Linked DNA regions of Homo sapiens: all the other regions are linked to region 2. A link is a contact called in ENCODE Hi-C or POLR2A ChIA-PET data. All regions are on one chromosome and are shown on one strand. The core of a region is the stretch at or near the end of the contact, and the rest is flanking DNA. Distances in the headings are between cores, read along the strand shown.

Region 1 (3,618 bases), core at 445-2,944, 560 kb after region 2:
GTCAGGCATCGTGGCACGCGCCTGTAATCCCAGCTACTCGGGAGGCTGAGGCAGGAGAATTGCTTGAACCTGGGAGGTGGAGGTTGCAGTGAGCCGAGATCGCGCCACTGCACTCCAGCCTGGGTGACAAGAGCTAGACTCCGTCTCAAAAAAAAAAAAAAACTGTGTTAGATAATGATAAATGTTTTGGATAAAAATGAAAGTGGGATTGAAAGCATGGGTGTGTGTGTGTGTGCACATGCCATGCATGCAAGCAGTGTAAAATAGAGTGCTTAGGGAAGACTGGACTGAGAAGGTGACACTTAAGTCAAAGTCTGAAGGAGGTGAGGAAGTGAGCCATGTGGATATCCACATGATTCTATGGAGCACAAAAGGAGACAGACTCTCTGCTTGAAACATTTCTACAACCTATAGCAGCAAATATATGGTAATATTTGTGACAACATTCTGTAAGCTATAATGGTCTATAAATATAGGATGTTTTCAGTCAACTACACATAAAACTATTAACAAGAACAAGATCATATATCAGCATTATGAATGTATATAAAACTACCCAGTACAATTAGGGAATATGATCATGTACAATTTAAGGACTATATGGTACCAGAAAAACTCTGGTTAGTTTTTTTCCCCCCCAAAGGCGAAAGAGGAAAACCCTTGAGGCTTCTGCTTGGAAGCCCACTTGTTGTTTGTGGTAAGGTAGGATATAATCAGTATTTGTGGGTATAAAAATTATATTCTCTGGGAAGCCAGATGATGTTAGAGAGAAACCATCCCATGAGTTATTTGCATGTTGATGGGGCCAAAAGCTTCCAGAACAAAGTTTTCTTTCTTAATCTGCATTTAACTGCCTCACAAGGTCTGGAACCTAGGAATAAATGTTGGCTTAAACAACAACAACAACAACAACAAATTGTACTGCTTGCGTTCCATCTAGACCCAGGGATTCCAGAGTAACTCAGGAGGAAGTCTTTAGAGACCTAACCTGAGTTAAGAAAAAAAAATATATATATATATTTTTTTTTCGGTAAAAGCAGGTTATGGCTGGGCAATCGGTCTCTTAATAGAATCTTTGTGAACTTCCTTATGTCGCAGCGATCGTTGCCAGGTTGTGCGTTCACACTGATTATCTTGCTAAAAAGCACTCCCTGCACTTGGAACACACATATTCACATCCCAGCAAAGAAGGAAGGCCTGGATGCTGTTGCTTGTCTGCTGGGGCAAAAAGGGGCGTGCCATGTGCCCAACGCTGGCCAAGCACCAGTCACTCACTCATCCATTTATTCAACAAATATCTTATTATGCTCCTATTCAGTGCCCAGTAGGGGTGCCTCCTTGCCCACCAGGGTCATCTAGAGCTCCTGTGGGTGCGATGGGCGGAGTCGAGAACTTCAGATTCCCAGGCCTGGCTCTTCCCTCCAGTAGGGATCGGAGACAAAGAGATGCGCCCCTGCAGCTCCCTAGGTTGAGGGCTCCGCCCGCGGCCCCAGGGGCTTAGGTGCGGCTGCTCCTCCACTTCCCAGCCCGAGGGGGCGCTGCAGCGCCCGGCGCTCGGCCCGCCCCTACGCCGCGCTCCGCTCGCATCGGCGCTGCGGGCGGCGCCGCGGTGATACGTTCCCCCTCGCCGCGCTCCCCCTCCTCCTCTGCCCTCCCCGCCGGTGGTAGGTGCCGGAAGTGCCGCCATTTTGGGGTGTTCTGCTCTGGCGGCAGCGGCAGCGGCGGCGGGACGCGGAGGCTCCCCCGGGATTCGGCCTCAGCAGCGAGGCGGCGGCGGCGGCTGCGGAGGCGCAGGCAGCAACTGAGGCAGCGGCAGGCTCAGGTGCAGCCGCTGGTGAGTGCTGCGGCCGCAGGATAACGGGCCGCGGGAGGGAGGGAGGGGAAAAAAGGCAAGAGGGAGGCGCCGCGGGGCGGGTCCGGTTAGGGAGGCCGCGGGTCACAGGGCCCTCCGGGCGCGGCCTTTTCTCGTTCCCTGCGTCCTGGGGTAGGGCTGCGATCTCCTCCTGCATGTCGGGGTCCCCGGCTCCCCGGGTCCTGTCGCGTTTGCCCAGCGCGTGCCCCCGCGCCCAGGGAGACCCGCCCTCCTCGTGGCTTTGCTTCCTCTCCCCGCGCCCTTTACCTTCACTCTCTAGGCTCAGAGGCCTCGTGCCCTGCCCAGGGCCAGCTCCGTTTTCCTCGTCTTTCTGGCTGCCGTGCTGGACCCAGGCTACCTGCCCGGGACACCCCATCTCTGCCCCTGTCGTCTCACGTGTTCTTAGTGTCCACTCCTGTGGGTGCCGAAGGGTCCGCGCCCCTAGAAGGCAGCGCTTTTCCCGAGCCTCGAGAGCCCCTCGTTCCTCGCCCCAGATCCGCTACGGCCTTGGCTCGCCCTCCCCCCACATCAGGTGCTCACCCAGTCGTGGCCTAGTAGCTGGGCAGGAATCTCGCACCCGGGAGCGGGAGGAGCACATTAAAGCGCTTTCTTCGCTAGGGACCAGGCTTTGATTTTAAAGCCAGTGGTGTCGTGGTTGTGGTCCTCCGGGTAGGATGTTGTTGTAATTCTTGGAGACCATTACACATGCACCAAGGAGCTTCTCATTGGTTTAGGCTCATACCCATAGTTGAGGGGAATGTGGTAAGATTTTGACTGGAATCTGTTTCCGCAAAATGGAATCTCTTTCTCGCCAGGAGAGAGCTGTAGGTTTATTACCTTCGAGTAAAAAGGCTGTATAACAGTTTTAAAGAGCATGAAATGCTTTATAATGTGTGCAGTGTAAGAGGTTACAAATAATGAATCTTTTACAAGAACTTCATCTTTTTTTTTTTTTTTTTTAAGACGGAGTTTCGCTCTTGTTGCTTAGGCTGGAGTGCAGTGGCGCTATCTCGGCTCACTGCAACCTCCCCAGGTTCAAGCAATTCTCCTGCCTCAGCCTCCCAAGTAGCTGGGATTACAGGCATGTGCCACCAGGCCTGGCTAATTTTCGTATTTTTAGTATAGACGGGGTTTCACCATGTTGATCAGGCTGGATGGTCTCGAACTCCTGACCTCGGGTGATCCACCCGCCTCGACCTCCCAGAGTGCTGGGGATTACAGGCGTGAGCCACCGCCCCCGCCCGGAACTTCACCTTTTAAAGTTCTTTTCACTGTCTTTGATTACCCATGAATTGGGAAGGCTTTAATTGGATGCTTTCCCCTTGCCCACAAGTGTAGCTTCTCTCCAAGCGCTTTGGAAGTTTCAGCCTCTCTATTAATCCTTGGTGAGAATGAAGGCGTCTCAATATAGAATCACCCTTTCTGTTTTAGCATTAAAGAGTCCACTTAGAAAATCATGGAATTACAATAGCATGCACAAACTGTTGCTACAGTGATTTTCTTCTCATGTTAATTTTTATATTCTTCAGGCTTTACTTACCTAGTATGTGGTTTCTGATCATGAGTTAGCCAAGATTGAAGCAGCACTGTTGGTAAAGCAAAGCTGGAGCTTTCAGTTGTTGCTTTAACCAGGAAGGTTATGGTTCCCCTAGTGGTTCTTTCCTCATGACAGTCCACCACCTGTTTCCATTAAGAATGGCCTTTGGCCCAGATCACAGGCCTCAACTTCTATTCAACCATTCATTCTGACCCCTTTAAAGAAAACC
Region 2 (3,229 bases), core at 367-2,866:
GTACCCACCAGTTTATTTATTAAACTAATTAACAGGAAGAAAAACCAACGGCAGTACTCTTCCCATTGTTTGCACAGGCTCTAATTACCATTATTAATTGAGATTTGCTTTATTAGAAGATTTCAGCAAGATCTGCCCATATATGCTTCCATGAGTACAATCTAATTATTTTATCTCACAAACTGAGATTTTACCAATCAGGAAAAAAAAAGTTCCCAAATTTTGGGGAGAAACAAAAACCATGGTTTTTTTTTTTTTTCCTAAAAGGTACATTTTTTAAAAAACTACCAACTACTATTATTTTTAATTTTTTTTTTTTTTTTTTTTTTTTGAGATGGAGTTTCACTCTTGTTGCCCAGGCTGGAGTGCAATGGAGTGATCTCGGCTCACTGCAGCCTCCACCTCTCAGGCTCAAGCGATTCTCCTGCCTCAGCCTCCCAAGTAGCTGGGATTACAGGTGCATGCCACCACACCTGGCTAATTTTTTTGGTATTTTTAGTACAGATGGTGTTTCACCATGTTGGCCAAGCTGTTCTCGAACTCCTGAATTCAGGTGATCCACCTGCCTCAGCCTCCCAAAGTGCTGGGATTACAGGCATGAGCCACCAGGCCCGGCCTTCAATTCTTATAGAAATGTTTTATGACCAAAAAATTAGTAAGGACATAATCCAGGGATGGATGGTGCTTTCAACTGAATATATTTAAGCTTCCTTAAAAAACTTCTAGTCATATCCTTATTTTTCTCATTTTATTACCAGGGAATGAACCAGCACTGTCAGCAGTTGGGACTCAGCCCTGTGCATGAAAGCAAAACATGCGGGAGTCCAGGTCTCATTTTCCAAAGGTTATGACGATCTTCCACCCCATTCTTTAAATGTAGCAATGTAGCAACAAAAGGGCAATGTAGCAACACAAGAAAATACTTAAAGGATAACAGCACATAAACAATATACAAATAATGTATTACAATTTCAACTAAGTTAAATCGCCCACAGATGAGGCTAGAAAAAAATTACAGAAAATATAAATTTTCATCATGATTGCACAATTAATTAAAATTTTTTCTTTCATTTGTTGTTTCCACCCTCACTCCTACTTCTAAAGAAAAATTGGGGCCGGGCGTGGTGGCTCGCGCCTGTAATCCCAGCGCTTTGGGAGGCCAAGGCGGGCGGATCACCTGAGGTCAGGAGTTCAAGACCAACATGGGGAAGCCCCGTCTCTACTAAAAATACAAAAAATTAGCCGGACATGGTGGCACGTGCCTGTAATCCCAGCTACTTGCTAGGCTGAGGCAGGAGAATCACTTGAACCCGGGAGGCGGAGGTTGCAGTGAGCCGAGATGGCACCACTGCACTCCAGCCTGGGCTACAGAGCGAGGCTCCAACTCAAAAAAAAAGAAAAGAAAAAGAAAAAGAAAAATTGGAAACCGAGCAGGTTTTAATAAATTAGCATTTCACATTGCTGTTAATGTTGCTGTGTGTCCATTAGGGGGCAGTAGCGAACAACACAAGAATAGAGAGGAAAAGGGTACTCACTGCCACCTGCGCACAGGATCTGAAACAGAAAAAGAAAACGGAAGTCAGCAGATTCATTCAGCCATGGAAAATGCAAATCAGAAATAAAGCAGTTGAGGATTTAATAATGGGGGTGGGGTGGTAAGAAGCACATTAAGCAAAGGTCTGCTGGTCAGGGTTAGGCCGTCTTGGGACATTAAACACAGGGAATCATTGCAACCTCGGGGTCAATTACAAAGGATTAACTGGGTTATGTGGGGGCTGGCGGCTGCTGACTCCCAGTGCCCAGTGTTTCTCCCCAGACACATCCCCCCACCTCCAGCCCTCTCCCCGGAGCAACTCCCCAGGTCAGCACCTCCCTCCACCCACTGTGCGATGAGCTGAAGCAGAAGGACACAGAAGCAGAGACCAGATTGTCAGGGCCAAAAAAAGGGGGTTGGGTGGGGGGGATACCAAGCCCAGCACACCCCTTCCCCAGACCCATTTCCCAGTCCTGACAGCACAGTGGAAACCAGAAATCCACTGTGTTTGGGATTTTCATTGTACAAAAATTCATCTTCTTCTTTCCATCAGTAGGTGGCAGTAAAAATTTTTAATCACATGTCAAGCAGCTTTGGGAAGAATTAATGCTTGACACACAAGAGGCCTTAAAGGTTTAGCTGACAGTGTCAGCTGGGGAGGGGAGCAGCCCTCAAGGATATTCATTGTGATCCATAATTGTTTCCCTATACTTTAAAAATCTAAAGTGATTCAAGGTTGTACACTCTATTGTTTCACAAACACACCTTTTTGGTGAATAAGATTTTTTTTTTTAAGTAGGATCGTCACGAAGAATAAAATAATCAAAAAGGACCCTGGTGGAAAAAACCGTCCTCCTACTTTCCATGACACTTAGAATAAAATTCAAACTCAGCCACAGCCCACTAGCCCCTCTGGTCTCACTGCCCCCTCACATTCTCGAAACTGATTCTCCCCTAGAGCCTTTACATATTTATTCCCTCCCACAAACACACTCTGCCCAGACCTTTTCATGGCCTGCCCAAAACGCCACCTCCTCAGCAAGTCCTTCTCCGAGCAGCCATGGAAACCAACACCCCTCACTCTCTGTCCATCACTGACTCCTCCAACCACACTGTGTGCTCCATGAGAACAGAGATCTTGTCTGTGCCCCATGCCTAGAATGGTGGACCCAGTAGGCACTCAATAAACGGCACAGGAAGGAAAGAACGAGCCCAGAGGGGGAAAGTCTTGCCCCCAGGTCCTCCAATTCTCAAACTTCCCATTCCCACCTTCCACCCTACCATCAACTCCTTCGCGCCTCAGGCCTACCCTTTTTCAGCTCATCTTCCTCCTCCAGCCCCTGCCCTTTAATCTAGGCTGAGCCTCAATCCACAGTCTAGGATGGATCATAGGAGAGAGGCAGAAAAAAGAGAAGTCAATAGCTAGGCAAGTCGCACAGGGCAGCAAACATTTTTTTGCCCAGTAAGGGGAAAGATTAAAGTAAAAGCACTGTGGGAGGCTATACTTGCAAACGCATTCTGAGGATAAAAAGGAACTCTAACTTACTAAGCACCTACTATGTAACAGACACTGTGCTGGGCTTTCTACATCCCTTGTCTCAGCACAGAACCATGGAGTGATGGCTAAGAGCTGAGACCTGGACTCAGACCGCCTGAAGGAAGTCGTTCAGTGCCACTGCTTCTGGCCATGTAACT
Region 3 (3,318 bases), core at 61-2,560, 680 kb after region 2:
CAACATGGTGAAACCTTGTCTCTACTAAAAATACAAAAATTAGTTGGGCGTGGTGGTGGGTGCCTGTAATCCCAGCTACTTGAGAGGCTGAGGCAGGAGAATCCATTGAACCCGGGAGGCGGAGGTTGCGGTAGGGAGAGACCGCGCCACTGCATTCCAGCCTGGGCGACAGAGCGAGACTCCGTCTCAAAAAACAAAAAACAAACAAGCAAACAAAAAAAAGGCAACGATTGCACAGATTTTCATCAGGTTAACAGAGTGTTTGTGATGGTTTGACTTGAAATATAAGCTATGTTGCTTACATGAAGTTCCCTTTAAAGGGGCTCCAGGGCTCACCTCAAAGGATAAGGAGAGATCATTTAAAATAGCCGACAAGGGTACAACGAATGAGTCTCCCATGATCCGGAGACCCGCTCTGCTCACTGAGATTACTAACCATGGTCAGAGAAAACAAACAATTGCAGATACGAGACATAATTTTTTTTGAGACGGAGTCTCGCTCTGTCGCCCAGGCTGGAGTGCAGTGGCGCGATCACGGCTCACTGCAAGCTCCGCCTCCGAGGTTCATGCCATTCTCCTGGCTCAGCCCGGAGTAGCTGGGACTACGGGCGCCCACCACCACGCCCGGCTAATTTTTTGTATATTTAGTAGAGACGGGGTTTCACCGTGTTAGCCAGGATGGTCTCGATCTCCTGACCTCGTGATCCGCCCGCCTCGGCCTCCCAAAGTGCTGGGATTACAGGCGTGAGCCACCGCGCCCGGCCCGAGTCATAATGTTTTTAATCGTAGAGGCTGATGGTCAATTGAGTTCTTCCCACGTGGACAATTCCGTGAAGCCTGCTCTGACGTTAGGAGCAGCAGCGATTTCTCTTTAAAGCTGGTTAATGATTCCCTCCCGTAACTCCGGGTGGCCAGCTTGTACTTAAATAATTGTAAAAATGCGGACTGAGGTGGCATGCCTTTTTGGCCCTTTGCACACGGCTGGCCTATGTCGTTTATTAATTGGGAGGCAGTGTCATTGTGTAAATCCCCTTATTCCTAGCGGGGTCACGGTCTGAGTTTGAACGCGCCCCTCCGCAAGCATCTGTCACGGGCCAGATTAAAGACTACATTTCCCAAAGGCCCTCGCGGATCCCACCCTTCTCCCTCCCTTTCCGGTTTTACACATAGGCCCCGCCCCCAACGCGCGTGTCGGCCAATAGCGGCCCCACCTCTCGCGCCCGGCAAAAATAGGACGCGGGCGGGAACGTTTCGGGGTCCGCGGGGGCGGGGCCTGTGGCCAGGGGTTGGTCTTTGGAATCGGAGAGGCAGATTCGCTGCTCCGCAGCACGGCCGGAGCTGGTCGGGTCAAGAGTCGGGATTTGTGGGGAGAGGTTTTCCACTGGTCAAGAGAAGGCTTTAAGAAAGACGGTATTAATCTCCCGTTGCGGCTCCCGCCTGGTCCCATCTTCTGCCCGCTCCTCCAGGAAATGAATCTGCTGCCGAATATTGAGAGTCCAGTGACTCGGCAGGAGAAGATGGCGACCGTGTGGGATGAGGCCGAGGTGGGCACCGGGCGAGCTGGCGGTCCGGGAACCGGGGCCCGCAGGGAGACGCCATTGACAAGAGGGAAGGAGGTGGCTGGGGGTCAAGGTCTGGCCCGATCCCGGGGACGGGGTTGTTTGGGATGTGGGCAGGGGTCCTGACTCCATCCTGGTTTTATGGGCGTGGAAACTGAGGCTGTGAGTGGGTTCGGAGAACGAGGGATGCTTGTCCTGAGTAAAAGTAAATATATAAATAAACAAATAATTTTTTACAGCAAGATGGAATTGGGGAGGAGGTGCTCAAGATGTCCACGGAGGAGATCATCCAGCGCACACGGCTGCTGGACAGTGAGATCAAGGTGGGCGCACAGCTCCTGTGCGGGCGATGGAGCCCCCACAGGACAGGCCCCGGCGATCCGAGTCGCCTCTCGTACTTCCTAATCGGGCACCCTGGGGGAGACATGGGGCTCGGGCTTCCCCCTCATATCAGGAAGAGAGGAAAGAAAACTAAGCCTTAAAAGGGACAAGAAGACAGGTAGGGGGTGGTGGGAGGCCTGGGCTGAGATGAGAAGTTATCAGATTGCCTTTCCCAGTGAGAACTGGGAATAATCCTCTCAAGAATCCTTCTTTTAGTAAAATGCCTATTTTACAGATGAGGAGACAGGCCCAGAGAGGTTTGTACTGCGATAAAGCACCCAGTTCTTACTATGAGGCAGAACCTAAAACCTATGTTTGCCTCTCTCGGAGGCCTGCTTTTATTCCAATACTACCACTATTTCACCAGGAGGTTTCCAAACTGGCCTCCTCTTTTGACTTCTGCAGGATGTGGACACAGTCAGACTCTGCCTTCAGAGAGCCTCAGAGCTGGATGAATGGATGCGGGAGGGTCCCCTGGGCACCCTGGACCTCACTAGTTACAGGGCTCTAGCATAAGCTGTGCCAGGGTTTATATTTGCTTCTCCTCCCCTCCTGATCTCAGATCATGAAGAGTGAAGTGTTGAGAGTCACCCATGAGCTCCAAGCCATGAAGGACAAGATAAAAGAGAACAGTGAGAAAATCAAAGTGAACAAGACCCTGCCGTACCTTGTCTCCAACGTCATCGAGGTGTGTGTGTATGTGGAGGGGAAGAGAGGGAGTCAGCAGGGAATGGGGACAGCCTGGGGTGGGGCCACTAGGGAAAGAGTGGGTGGAGGTATTGAGGCCAAACTGCATGTCAGAGCTACACCTCCTGGGGCACTTTCATGGGGAAGACGGGGCCTGCAAAGTCCTGGGAGGTCTCACGTGTCTCCTTTTCTGTTGGTTATGTCTCCTCCGGGGTAGATGAGCCCTGTGCAGAGGAGCAGCACCTACACAGAGATCAATCCCTGGGCTTAGCAGGGGCACCCACGTTTGGTGGGCTCAGGGCTATTGGAGGAGGGAGGTAAGGATGGCCAGCCCTGCAGGTATTAGGAACTGTCTTAGGAAGCACTGGGCCTTGGGGAGTTCAAGGAGCTGAGTATTTTTTCCTTCCCAGCTCCTGGATGTTGATCCTAATGACCAAGAGGAGGATGGTGCCAATATTGACCTGGACTCCCAGAGGAAGGGCAAGTGTGCTGTGATCAAAACCTCTACACGACAGGTGAGCGTGGCTCAGCAATGAGAGACTGGAGGAGGGTGAGGAGCGGATGTGGGACAGGACTAGGGAGCCTTCCCTGAGGACACTAACTGAGACTGCCCCTGTAACTTGTCCACAGACGTACTTCCTTCCTGTGATTGGGTTGGTGGATGCTGAAAAGCTAAAGCCAGGAGACCTGG
Region 4 (3,602 bases), core at 80-2,579, 600 kb after region 2:
ATGCCTGTCTGATTTTTTTTTTTTTTTTTTTTGTAGAGATAGGGTCTTGCTATGTTGCCGAGGCTGGTCTCAAACTCCTGGGTGCTAGAGATGTTCCTGCCTTGGCCTCCCAAAGTGCTGGGATTACAGGCATGAGCCATCATGCCTGGCCAAAAAGAGATTTTTAAAAATGTTTTTTGCATGCTCTGTTTGCCTCATCTGAGTGCCTCTAAAATAGGGTGTCTCTCAGGTGAGACGACCTCTGGTTTAGGTGCTTATATACTCATGGAAAGATCATATAACTAAATGGGAGGTGAGCTAGATTAGGGAGGTAGTTCTATTTATTGGTTGTGAATATGCAAGGATGCTATTGGCAGAGTCAAGCTTTAGGCCATTTGTGGCTCTGATCCTTTAATAATGGCTGCTTACGAGAAAATGTTTATCATTGTTAGGTGCAAAAAAGTAGGTTGTGCAGTATTATACTTAGTATAATATTGAATTTGAAAATTCTGTGTATTTGAGGCCAGACATGGTGGCTCATGCCTGTAATCCCAGTACTTTGGGAGGCCAAGGTGAGCCCATCACTTGAGGTCAGGAGTTCCAGCCTGGCCAACATGTCGAAACCCTGTCTGTACTAAAAAATACAAAAATTAGCTGGGTGTGGTGGTGCACGCCTGTAGTCCCAGCTACTTGGGAGGCTGAGGCAGGAGAATTGCTTGAACCCGGGAGGCAGAGGCTGCAGTGAGCTGAGATCATGCCACTGCACTCCAGCCTGGACAACAGAACAAGACTCCATCTGGGGGGAAAAAAAAAAGGAAAATTTTGTGTATTTGAGTGTTTGTACATTTTATTGTATGCATGGAAGAAATCCTGGTAGAAGATAAACCAAAATATGGTTGTAAGTATAATTAATTAAAGTTGGGGAAATGGAAAAATTAAAACAGGAAGGAATACTTATGAAATATTTTGTTTAAAAAAAAAAAAAGAGGGTGGCCGGGCGCAGTGGCTCACGCCTGTAATCCTAGCACTTTGGGAGGCCGAGGTGGGCGGATCACGAGGTCAGGAGATCGAGACCATCCTGGCTAACATGGTGAAACCCCATCTCTACTAAAAATACAAAAAATTAGGCGTGGTGGCGGGTGCCTGTAGTCCCAGCTACTCGGAAGGCTGAGGCAGGAGAATGGCATGCACCCGAGAGGCGGAGCTTGCAGTGAGCTGAGATCACGCCACTGCACTCCAGCCTGGGTGACAGAGCGAGACTCTGTCTCAAAAAAAAAAAAAGAGGGGGTGCTGCCCACATGTTGCTTTTACAGTACCTGCAATTTCAGGGGGGAAAACCCCCAAAAAACTAGGAAGTGCAAGTATGTCTCAATTCAGGAAAGTTCATAGAAACTTTACAAATTACACCAGATAAACTGGGGAATTAAGTTCAACAATTGAAGGTCTGATATGTGTTACTTTTATTCAGGTGTTCTGTGGATATGAATATAAATGAGAAAGTTGAAACATAGTTCACTAACAACATTTTGAAATGAGATTAAAATCACTAACAACATTTTAAATGAGGTGAATTGTATGTGATGTGGACTAAACTAGATAGCTGTTTAAAAACTTGTTTAGAGAAAATACAATTATAGTTTTAGATGACCTAGTGTTAGTCTAGATTAATCTAGTCCCATCCTCTAGGGATTGGAAGTCCAAGAGGGGACCATTCTAAGAATGGTTGTGAACCCCTTATAGAATCTGATGAAAGCTGTGGATTTTGTTTTCAGGAAATCTCACTTGTCCATTTTCACACGGTTTAGCATAAAGTTTAGTCTGTTTAGCCTAAAGCATTGTTGGGCTTACAGGCCTCCAGCTCCTGAGAGGTCTGCTTCCCGCTTGATCCTTTTATCTGTTTACTTGGCTCTCTGGAGCATGAGAGTAGGTGAACATGGAGTTTTCCAAAGCAGGGGGCCTAACTTACTTATTGAGCTAGGCATGTAACAGGAAGAAAGAAGTAAAGGGCATTGCAAGCTGACCAAAAAGTAATACTTTAAAGAGAATATACTTTTCCCAAGTTATTTCTATTATTTGTCTTTTTTCTCTTTTCCAGTTAAAAGTTTGGGCAGGGTGCGGAGGCTCACATCTGTAATCCCAACATTTCGGGAGGCTGAGGCAGGCAGATCATTTGAGGTCAGGAGTTCGAGACCACCCTGGCTAACATGGCCAGACTCTGTCTCTACTAAAAATACAAAAAAAATTAGCTGGGCAGAGTGATCCCTCATCTCTAAAAAAAAAAAAAAAAAAAAAATTCTGGGCACGGTGGCTCATGCCTGTAATTCCAGCACTTTGGGAGGCCAAGGCAGGTGGATCATGAGGTCAGGAGATCAGGACTATCCTGGCTAATACAGTGAAAACCTGTCTCTACTAAAAATACAAAAAAATTAGCCAGGCTTGGTGGCCAGTGCCTGTAGTCCCAGCTACTCAGGAGGTTGAGGCAGGAGAATCGTTTGAACCTGGGAGGCGGAGGTTGCAGTAAGCAGAGATCATGCCACCGCACTCCAGCCTGGGAAACAGAGCGGGACTCCATCTCAAAACAAAACAAAACAAAAAACCGGGCACAGTGGCTCACTCCTGTAATCCTAGCTTACTCTGGGAGGCCAAGGAGGGTGGATTGCCTAAACTCAGGAGTTCAAGACCAGCTTTGGCAACATGGGGAAACCCTGTTTCTGCTGAAAATACAAAACATTAGCTGGGCATGATGGCTTGTGCCTGTAGTCCTAGCTGCTTGGGAGGCTGAGGCACAAGAAGCACTTGAACCCGGGAGGCAGAGGTTGCAGTGAGTCGAGATCATGCCACTTCACTTCAGCCTGGAAAAGAGAGAGAGACTCTGTCTCAAAAAAAAAGTCAGACTCAACTTTATGGCCCTTAGCATTTAAACAGACTTTCTGTGGGTTATGTGCATGAGCTTCCTTGGAGACAATTTTTAACCTGAAGCAGCCTTCTTAGCCCGGATCTCTGTGATCTTGAGGGAGTCATTTCATCTCTGTATCTTTTCTCATCTGCAAAATGGAGATAGCGTACGTATGAGGATTAAATGTAAAGCACCCAAAACAGGTCATAGTGTATGGTAAATGCTCAAAAAATGTTAGCTCGTACTTATTGCCACTTTACAAATGTCTAGACATTTCTCTTTACTTTTAGGTGATAAGGGTTTACAAACTTTAAATGCCATATTCCATCAATTTGAAGATGCACATTTATTAGCACTGATGGTATGTTAAATACATTGATTCTAAAGATAGAAAAATTTATTGTTCAAAAAACCATTTATGTCAAAGCCAGATATAATATTGATGAATTATCTATTGTTTGAATTATTTCATCTAGTTCTCATATTTCCCAAGAGGTTATCCTGAGGGCCAAGAGAGACTGACAGTTGGGGCCTGCCTCTCCCTCCTCTATCTTTGACCTGAACAGCCTGACTTTCATGTTTAGGAGAAAAACAGTTCTGCTTTTAAGATCGTTTAAAAACCTCTAATCTGGATAGTAGTTAGATTATTTTTTTGTTTTGGTTTTTGAGACGATCTTGCTCTGTTGCCTAGGCTGGAGTGCAGTGGTGCCATCACAGCTCACTGCAG

The links. A loop is a pair of places that touch in the nucleus more often than their neighbours do. ChIA-PET counts read pairs that join two places held with the same protein, here RNA polymerase II (POLR2A). Pooled maps may share reads with other maps.
Region 1: a pooled map shows a loop between it and region 2 (7-fold over the local background). The contact joins the promoter of CELF1 here to the enhancer-like site in region 2. A Hi-C loop is called at or near these places in 2 of 37 single-sample maps with no recorded cell type and 10 of 50 pooled maps. POLR2A ChIA-PET finds 5 or more read pairs at or near these places in 2 of 52 experiments (H1 and HepG2).
Region 3: a map of B cell shows a loop between it and region 2 (7-fold over the local background). The contact joins the promoter of PSMC3 here to the enhancer-like site in region 2. A Hi-C loop is called at or near these places in 1 of 168 maps with a recorded cell type or tissue (B cell), 3 of 37 single-sample maps with no recorded cell type and 9 of 50 pooled maps.
Region 4: a map with no recorded cell type shows a loop between it and region 2 (3-fold over the local background). The contact joins two enhancer-like sites. A Hi-C loop is called at or near these places in 4 of 37 single-sample maps with no recorded cell type and 4 of 50 pooled maps. POLR2A ChIA-PET finds 5 or more read pairs at or near these places in 3 of 52 experiments (activated CD4-positive, alpha-beta T cell and activated T-cell).

Annotation. Positions count from the first base shown.
Region 1 is chr11:47,551,208-47,554,825 of GRCh38, reverse strand. CELF1 (CUGBP Elav-like family member 1) reads left to right here and starts at 1,694. Exons shown (of 15, transcript NM_001376376.1): 1 at 1,694-1,834. RefSeq lists silencers at 1,419-1,948, 2,019-2,108 and enhancers at 1,456-2,131, 2,807-3,482.
Region 2 is chr11:48,108,383-48,111,611 of GRCh38, reverse strand. It overlaps PTPRJ (protein tyrosine phosphatase receptor type J), which reads right to left. Exons shown (of 25, transcript NM_002843.4): 2 at 1,536-1,554. Among named protein-coding and RNA genes, the nearest start is that of MIR3161, 13 kb to the right of the region's middle. Within about 2 kb of position 1,616, at least 18 of the 41 ENCODE cell types and tissues checked have a DNase peak (open chromatin) inside an H3K27ac peak, as active enhancers do; they include B cell, where a contact is called at or near this core.
Region 3 is chr11:47,424,431-47,427,748 of GRCh38, reverse strand. PSMC3 (proteasome 26S subunit, ATPase 3) reads left to right here and starts at 1,310. Exons shown (of 12, transcript NM_002804.5): 1 at 1,310-1,544; 2 at 1,799-1,882; 3 at 2,503-2,628; 4 at 3,038-3,142; 5 at 3,258-3,318. The coding sequence starts at 1,470. RefSeq lists silencers at 1,072-1,201, 1,472-1,683 and an enhancer at 1,302-1,501.
Region 4 is chr11:47,511,123-47,514,724 of GRCh38, reverse strand. All of the region lies in intron 1 of CELF1 (CUGBP Elav-like family member 1), which reads left to right. Among named protein-coding and RNA genes, the nearest start is that of CELF1, 40 kb to the left of the region's middle. RefSeq lists a silencer at 1,026-1,165 and an enhancer at 3,600-3,602. Within about 2 kb of position 1,329, at least 12 of the 41 ENCODE cell types and tissues checked have a DNase peak (open chromatin) inside an H3K27ac peak, as active enhancers do.